2 separate regions of the Homo sapiens genome follow, and region 2 is linked to region 1. Evidence: chromatin contacts called from ENCODE Hi-C or POLR2A ChIA-PET data. All regions are on one chromosome and are shown on one strand. The core of a region is the stretch at or near the end of the contact, and the rest is flanking DNA. Distances in the headings are between cores, read along the strand shown.

Region 1 (4,087 bases), core at 411-2,910:
CAGAAGTGTGAGCCAGCCAACTTGAGAGTTGGGACTACCTAACCGGTGCCCTCAGGGGCTGTAGGCCCTGGTTTTCAACACACTGCACCTAATGACAAACTCAGGCCACTGCTCTTCCATTTCTCAGGTAAAAATGCCTTGTTTTCAAGATTTCTGTAGGAAAGTGTTGCCAATTCTTGCATGTCCATTCTAAATGGCTCCTCAATCATCAACAGATGATTAATTCACAATATTCACAGTAAGTAGGGTGATCAGATTGTCCCAGTTTGCCCAGGTTTAGCACTGAAAGTTCTACATCCTTGGAAACCCCAGTCCAGGGCAACGCAGGATGGTTGGTCAGGATATATGGGAGCATCTTCCCGATCTTTTCACTGGCCCAAGGAGTCAACTATCACCGCAAAGTCTTCTCTCTAAATTGCCTCTCTAGAGCCTAAATGCTCCTTCCTGCCATCGCTCTCCTTCAAATGTGTTCCTCTTATCATCAGTCAATAAACTCAGTCTACAGGGGCAAAAACTGCCTCTCATTCATATGTACCCCACCACCTCTTGGCACACTACTGATGAACAAATATTTCCAGTATTTCTATCAAATATAAGTCAATCAGTCCCACAACTTCAAGCTTGGTCTATGGGGCCTCTTGATTCTCCCTGAAACTTAAAAGTTATGAAATTCAGGACACAGAATTGAAAAGTGAATTTTAAGTATCTTATATTGAAATCTATGCTTACGAATCATGATTCAGTTTTTAGCTAACAAAACACAGCATTCTTATATTCTGAAAGATGGGAGAGGAGGCAAAGGGCAAAACCTGATATTTCTTAGGTGTCAACAACTACAGTTTCCTATGTTTCTCCATCCCTATCAGGAAAAACTGCCAGGCTGAATTCTCACAAAAATTGCCTACAATGTCACTACTGTTCTCCACTCTTTCCAAGAACCGCGGTGAGGACTGGTCACGCAGCGTGAGGGGGGCAGGTGCAGAAGAGCAAGTGTAGAAGCCATCTCTTCGCCGGATAACGAGGCAGGACCCCAGCATCTCGTGGGACCTCCTCCCTTCGGGAAATTGCGAGCGGGGAACCAGGAACACGCAGGGCCCCGGCCAAGTAGCTGTGCTCAGGGGGATCATTTAAGCCAAAGGAAGGACAGCGCGAGGGGAGCGAGGGAAAGGCGAGGAAGCAACCGCTATGCAGGGTGGGGCAGGAGTGAGGGAGGGAAGGCAAAGGAGCGGCGCGAGGCGGTCTCGGGTCCGGAGAGCCGAGGACAACGCGGCGACTGGGCGCAGGGTGCACCCGAACCTGAAAGACCTGGCAGGTACATCCGCCTTGTCGGAGCCTGCTTCCTCGGAAAAATGAGTTTTTCTTGGGGATGAAACGAGAGGACTCTGACAACGCGCTCGGCACCGCATCCCCAGGTTACTGTTACTGCCGTCGCCGCTGTCCAAGAGGGTCGCCCTCCACTCCTAGCGGCCCGGCTCCAGCGCCCAGTCTGGGAGTCCGCCCTACCTGCCGTCCTTAGCCTCCGGGGCCTGGCCATCATCGTCTGTGACGACCTGCGGCCGCAGGGGCCGGCGCTGTCGCAGCCCGTCCGCCTCGCTCATGGTACGGGCGCCAGCCTCACCCGCAGAAACCACCTCACACTGAGCGGCGCCGGCTCAGACTCCAGGCCCGCCCTCCCCCGTACGCGGAAATGACGTTGCGCCCAGGGACCATTCCGCAGCGTTCTCCCCGCCCCTTCCGGCCTCATGGGCGGGAGGTCCCCGGCGCGTCGTTGCTCGGCGCTCTGAGGCTAATTCTGACCGCCCGGAAGTGGGGCTCGGAACCCGCTCAGAGATAGCACCGGGAGCTGCCGGGGTCCCCGCCTGTCTCGGACTCCGGGGCCCAGAACGCGAGTGGTTCAACCTCGGGCTCGTCTAGCCCAGTGCCTGCGCATGCCGCCTTCGTCTCACGTTTCTGAGGACGGGGATGCTCATGACGCACTTGGGAATTGCTAGCACGAGATGTTGGCCACTTTTATCGTTGGAGAGGATAGCGCTGTTTATTCAGTGTCAGCGACCCTGCTCTTACAGGCAGCGTCAAAAATAATGCATTCACACCCTTGGAACGAAGTCACCTCTGCCTGAAAATTACATCCTTCCCCGACTCAGCCGGTTAAGGGGAAAACTTGGGCTAGAAAATGTTTCCCTCTGGTTAAGGCCAGATGTTGAGTATTAAATCTTTTTGTGACGATTACAACAGACATTTGATAAAGTTTATTAAGTTTTGATAAAGTTTATTAAGTTTTGATAAAGTTTATTAAGGATTACCCTTAAGTAAAGTCCAGGTAGAAGTAGAAATTATCACTAACAAAGTTTAAGAAAGCATAGAGAGGCATTGTTCTTTCAACAGTATTGCAGGAAACCAGAAATGTTCCCAGGTGCTGGGAGACGATGGTGGGCAAATCACAGACAAGGCCCCTCCTTATAGAAATTAAACTAGTGGGAAAGATGACTTTAATCAGATCATCATCATAAAATAGACGTAAAATTATCAAACGTAATAATTGCTTCAAAAGGGAAGAGCTGAATCTTGTGAGAGCATTTGAGATTCAAAGAGGAATCGAATCTGGAGGAAGTGACAGGCAGAAGAAATCAAAGCCCGTTACCAGTGGCACGAGGAATTATCTCTGGAAAAGCCATGTTCAAAATGCAGTGTTAAGAAATAATTTCCTCTTGGAGGCTTTTACCTTTTTAAATGCTAGATGGCACTAGAATTCCATGTGAATGCTTTTTATTTATTCATTCAAAGAGCGGAAGAACCAGCTTGAGGGAAGTGGAGAGCTGTGCAAATCCAGTTCTCCAGAGATCCCAGGTAATAATTCAGGCCTCGACAACATTTTACTTCATTCTGTGTCATTGAGAATAGCCAATACAGCTATTAAATCAGGGATAGTGTTAACAAAGTACTGTATGATCTCACGCCTTCCTGCCTGTCTGGACTATCCCTCTTGCTCCCCACCCCCCATTTCAGACATTCAGGATGGCTTAACATGTCTAATCTCATGCCTGGCTGCCTTTGTCCTTGAGGTTCCTTCTTCCTGTGATACACTCTCCTTCACCTCCACTTGGCCAATTATTTTTATCATTCAGGACCCACTTCAAGTATCCTTGCTGAAAATTCTTCTCCCAGTTTCCCAAGCAGAACATCTTCCTCTTTGTCTTCAAGGCACTTTAAACATGTCCCAGCCATAACATTGAACTCACTGCATTGGAGCTATTTGTGTTCCATGCCCAGTGTTAAAGCCCACGCACTGCAAACACCCAGGGACACATTCAGAAGAAAAATAATGGCAGTAAGTTGGGTTTACTGAACTTGCTGCAGCAAAGAAATGCACCAGAGGACCGGTGAGGTTCCTCAAAATGGGGGAGTCATGGGAGACTCCTTGTGGGGTTTGGGGGCTGGAGTTAGTCCATCGATAGTCTTGCCCAGGGTTGGTCAGAATCCGTTAACAACGGGAGTCACTGGAGGAACCGTGGCCTTAGCTCTGGGACATGTAAGTCCATTCGGAGTTATCAGGAGGTCAGCTCGTGGGCTTATCATGAAGCACGTAGGTAGTTGGTGTTACAGTGGTCTGAGCTAGATCATTTGTGCTGCATAGCACGGGTTCAGTACAGTTTTTCTGTTTTCAAGTCACGGTGAAGCACGCTTTGCTTGTTGTATTTGTTTCAGTTATCAGTTCTCCCACCCCACCTTCCAACCAGACCGACTTTGTTTCTCATCGTGCTGATGCCAGTTGTTGGCAGAGGAATGGGACCACTATGATTAATTTGATCAGGTTTCTCAGCACCACTGATATTTTGGGCCAGATAATTCTGTTAGGAGGCGGAGGGGGGCCTCTCCTGTGCGCTGGTGTTTCAGCAGCATCCCTGGGCTTCCCCCACTAGATGGCAGTAGCATCCCACCTAGTCGTGATGATAAAAAATGTTGCCAGACATTGACAGATAGCCCCTGGAGGACAAAACAGCCCTTGGTTGAGAAGCGCTGAGTGAGACCAACCAAAACCCACACCCAACCCTGGCACTGGGGATGAGGCTCACTTCCATCGGAACAC
Region 2 (4,087 bases), core at 702-3,201, 280 kb after region 1:
TTCTGCCTGTGGCCCCAGGCTCTCATGGAGAGGCTGAGGGCTCCAGTTTTCCTCTCAGTGAAGCCTGAAGTCAGTGTGATCCCCTCTGAATTTCTGCCTTGCGCCCTGTGGGCTGCCTCCGCATGGGACCTTGGTGCCGTGCCTTTGATTCTGACTGATTTGTGATTGATTTTTTCAGCGTGTTTCCTTGACTCAATGGCTACCTTGGGCCTGGCAGCATACGGCTATGGAATCCGCTATGAATTTGGGATTTTTAACCAGAAGATTGTCAATGGCTGGCAGGTGGGTGAGATTTCATTTCTTCACTGGTTTCCAGCTCTCGTTCACACAATAAAATGGCAGCACTTGCAGTTTGTCTTTTTATACTTCCCACGCCCCCGCCAGGGGACTGCAGGCCGGCCAGGGCAATGTGGAGCAGGTCAGGGTAGCATCCTTGCTCCGGCTTCTTGGTCCACATGGCCTGGGAGAGCCTGGGCCCTGTGTGAGCTTTTTGCCAGCTGCCTCTGCCTGGTGACAGGGAAGTTGGGGCGTGCAGGACACAGAATCCTGGGTGAGCCTTACAGCAGCTCCCAGACAGGGCCAGTAGCAGCCGGGCAGTGAGGGTCACTCTGGTGACCCTCTGCACCAAAATGCAGAGTGCAGGGTGGTACTTTCGGGGTCAGCCTCAGTGGGATGTTGGCCCTAAGTAGTTAGAAGAGCAGTTGTAGCTTTTGCTCCCACCTTCTCCCTTCACTCCCTGACCCCAGTGAGGGGACAGTGTCCTTGGGGTTAGAGGCTGGACTCTGCATAGTACAGTGGCCCTTGGAAGGAGTGAGCCTCGATCTTGAAGCCTCACACTACAGCTAAGTGAGATGGTTGAGACCATGGCCGGGAGGAGGGCGTGGTCTTAAAATGCAACCTCCTCCTCCCTGGCGAGCAGCTCCCTTCCCATGTGCCTCAGAATGAAAGTCACCACTATTCCATTCGGTTAGAAAATGGTTTATTTAATATCATTTGGGGCCTAAAAGTCACAAATAAAGCTGGTCTGGGATTAGAATCAAAAGATTTGTAGCATCAGAATGTACAACCCCAATGAATGTGTGCATGACGGGTAGTAGAGATATCCTTGGGGTGGGAGTGGCAAGGGGGGTTGGGCCTCAACGGCAGGTGCAGCCTCCAGGGCTCGTCCATGGCGTCTGTAAGACTCATGTATCTCACCATGGAGAAATTAACCCAAAACATAAACGCAAGGAGCTGCTGTCCATGACACGCACAGCGATGCGTTTAGTGGGAATGTGGACTCATATCTGCAGCTTGCTTTAAATGCACCCCAAAATCAATGGATTGGTGGACGGAGAAACAACAGACCATTTACAGCACCTAGGTGTGGGTGCATAATGTTTCTGCATGTTTGAAAACGCTCATAATAAAATGTTGGTAAAGAAAAGAAATGGCTAAAAGTAACCTAAAACGGACTCGGATCCATTGCTTGATTTGTGGAGATGCCCTCTGCAACCTTAGAAAGGCGCCTTTCTCCACTGCCTCCGGACAGCTCTGCCCCAGCCCTCCGCGTGCCTGAGCTCCAGGGCAGTCCAGTCCATGCACATGTTGATGCTCTGATTCATTCTGGCCCCCAGCAGTCCCCATGTCACGTGTGGGTTTATAAGGCAGAAGCTCAGAGGCTCCCCTTCGCCTAGCTGGTGTTAGGGTTTCCAGCAGGAAGGTATTGGTGGTGGTTTTTGTTTTACCAGGGAGACATTTTTCCTTCTGGTGGTCCTCGTTCCTGTAACTCTTGCAACTTTGTGTGATAGTTTAGGATGATCAGTAAGTGAAGCTCACCCCTCCTCCCATCCCCTTTTCATGGGAACTGTTCAGATTCAGTGGGTTTTTAGTTGGCTTTAGCCATGGAAGAAGTAAATACAGGCAGGGTTGGCCAGCAGCATGTGGCCAGAGGGGCCGCAGGCCAGCCTGCTTGGCACCCTGGCCAAGGGGGCAGGGAGGCCCTGCAAGGGAGACTCAGGCTGCCTTTGTATGTGGGAAGCTGTTGCTTCTGCCGACGACTCCTGGACTAACTCTGCAGATGGCCAGGCCCTGGTGTTGGGGAATCTCACAGCGGACAAGGAGACGCCACCAGAAGGGTCTTGCTGGGAGTACCATGGGGAGGTGCCTGCTGTGCGGAGGGGCCTGCTGTGCGGAGGGGCCTCCGGAAGAGCACAGCCCAGACAGTCTTGCTCGTGACTCTTGGCGTCTGTGTAGGAACCATGAAGAGGAAATCCCTCAGTGTAGCATACTAGGGCTGCCTGTTCATTCTGAAGAGAAGAGACTTGATCTCATTTCAGTTTTAGTAATTGAGACTTCAGAATCCGCCCTTGCTGCTGTACCAGATGGAGTTACTCTGTCACGTGGTGGTAAAGCAGCCCCCTAGTGCTTCTGTGCAAGGGTGGCTCGAATCTGCAGGGCCGCTTTTAGTGTGGGGGTTGGTTTCATGTAGTTACTCGTCTCTAGTGCCACTGGGCACAGATTCTGGGAATAAGCTTCTTCTTGGAAGCCCTCCCGGAACAGCTTGTCTTCCTGGGTGCATCCAGGGCGTCCTCACTGCCAGCTGCCAACTTGGCCCCAGCACTTGCGGATTTGCAGTGTCACTTTCTTTCTTTTTTAATTTTAATTTAATAATTTTTTTTTAGAGATAGGTCCTGCCCTGTCGCCCAGGCTGGAGTGCAGTGGTACAGTCATAGCTCACTGCAGCTTCGACCTTGTGGGCTGAAGCGATCCTCCCACCCTGGCTTCCCAGAGTGCTGGGACTGTAGGCGTGAGCCTCCGCCTGGCCAGTGTGTCCCCGTCAAAGCAATGTCTTCTAGTGATTCTTCTATAACAGCTTTATTGAAATAGAGAGTCGATTTCAGTATATTCAGAGTTGGATAACCGTCCCCACTGTCTATCTTGAGAACATTTTCATCCCTCCAGAAAGAAGCCCTGCACCAATTTGCAGTCACACCCAGCCCCTGACAGCCTCTCACCCGCTTTCTGTCTCTGTGCAGGTGCTTGTTCTGAACATTTTCCTGTAAATAGCCTCGTGTGATGCGTGGTATTTTTGTCTGTCCTCTTTCACTGAGTGTAGGTTTTTCAAGCTCCATCCAGATCGGAGCATGTGTCAGTCAGTGGTTCTTAGTGTCTTTCTTTTTGGGCACGTGTTTCTAAATTTTGAGTTTGTTACTTTAGTGTCCACTGTGTTCATTTTACCCACGTGGGCTTCGCCAGAAGTGGGAATCCCGACCTGGTAAGTGGCTGTAGGTAAATTTCAGTGCCAGGCACTGTGTGATCTCGACCGCACGGTCTGCTGGGTCCAGGACAGGGCGGTGGCCTGGGACATCTGCGCTGAGGGTGCCCTCACAGCTGGCTTCTTTCCAGGTAGAGGAGGCCGATGACTGGCTGCGCTACGGCAACCCCTGGGAGAAAGCGCGGCCTGAGTATATGCTTCCCGTGCACTTCTACGGACGCGTGGAGCACACCCCCGACGGCGTGAAGTGGCTGGACACACAGGTACCTGGGCTGAAATGTCTGCGGGCAAGGCTGGAGCCAGGTGAGGGGGCTGCTGCGGCTCATTTGTAGACAGCTCAGCTTCTTTTGGCTTGGGGGGCTTGCTGCCTCCCTGGAGGACTTAAGGTAAAAGCCGGGGGAGGTTTATTCTCCTCACTCCCCAGTCTCTTACACTTTGATGGGAGCTTCCCAAACAGTGGAAGCGCTGAGCACAGCAGCGAGACTCCATGGGGGAAGCCCCGCTGGGCAGGAGCTGTGTGTTGGGGCTAAGAATGCAGCTGGGCGTCCACTCACAGCCAGATGCTCACGAGAACCCCGCTGCTTAAGGGCAGGCAGGAGGGTGTTCTGATGGGATGGGGGCACGGACCCCCAGGGTGGGCGAAAACAGCTCCCACTATCTCTGTGGAGCACACGACAAGCTCGCTTGGCCTCCTGGCGCCATACGTGGCCCATGGCTCTCAAAGCGTCAACTGTCAGAGCCCCTGGAGTGTGTGCGAGGCCTGGGTGACATCCGGGGATGGGGCCAGGCCCTCCTGCCCAGCAGGGTGCTGATGGGGAATCAGGGCAAGAG

What was found. A loop is a pair of places that touch in the nucleus more often than their neighbours do. ChIA-PET counts read pairs that join two places held with the same protein, here RNA polymerase II (POLR2A). Pooled maps may share reads with other maps.
Region 2: a map of posterior cingulate gyrus shows a loop between it and region 1 (2.9-fold over the local background). The contact joins the enhancer-like site here to the promoter of APMAP in region 1. A Hi-C loop is called at or near these places in 6 of 168 maps with a recorded cell type or tissue (GM12878, OCI-LY7, Ramos and 3 more), 1 of 37 single-sample maps with no recorded cell type and 9 of 50 pooled maps. POLR2A ChIA-PET finds 5 or more read pairs at or near these places in 1 of 52 experiments (common myeloid progenitor, CD34-positive).

The regions. Positions count from the first base shown.
Region 1 is chr20:24,991,091-24,995,177 of GRCh38, forward strand. It overlaps APMAP (adipocyte plasma membrane associated protein), which reads right to left and starts at 1,661. Exons shown (of 9, transcript NM_020531.3): 1 at 1,504-1,661. The coding sequence starts at 1,598. RefSeq lists enhancers at 1,214-1,714, 1,273-1,332, 1,353-1,432, 1,563-1,802, 1,715-2,215 and 1 more.
Region 2 is chr20:25,271,205-25,275,291 of GRCh38, forward strand. It overlaps PYGB (glycogen phosphorylase B), which reads left to right. Exons shown (of 20, transcript NM_002862.4): 4 at 179-282; 5 at 3,388-3,519. Among named protein-coding and RNA genes, the nearest start is that of PYGB, 25 kb to the left of the region's middle. Within about 2 kb of position 1,952, at least 8 of the 41 ENCODE cell types and tissues checked have a DNase peak (open chromatin) inside an H3K27ac peak, as active enhancers do.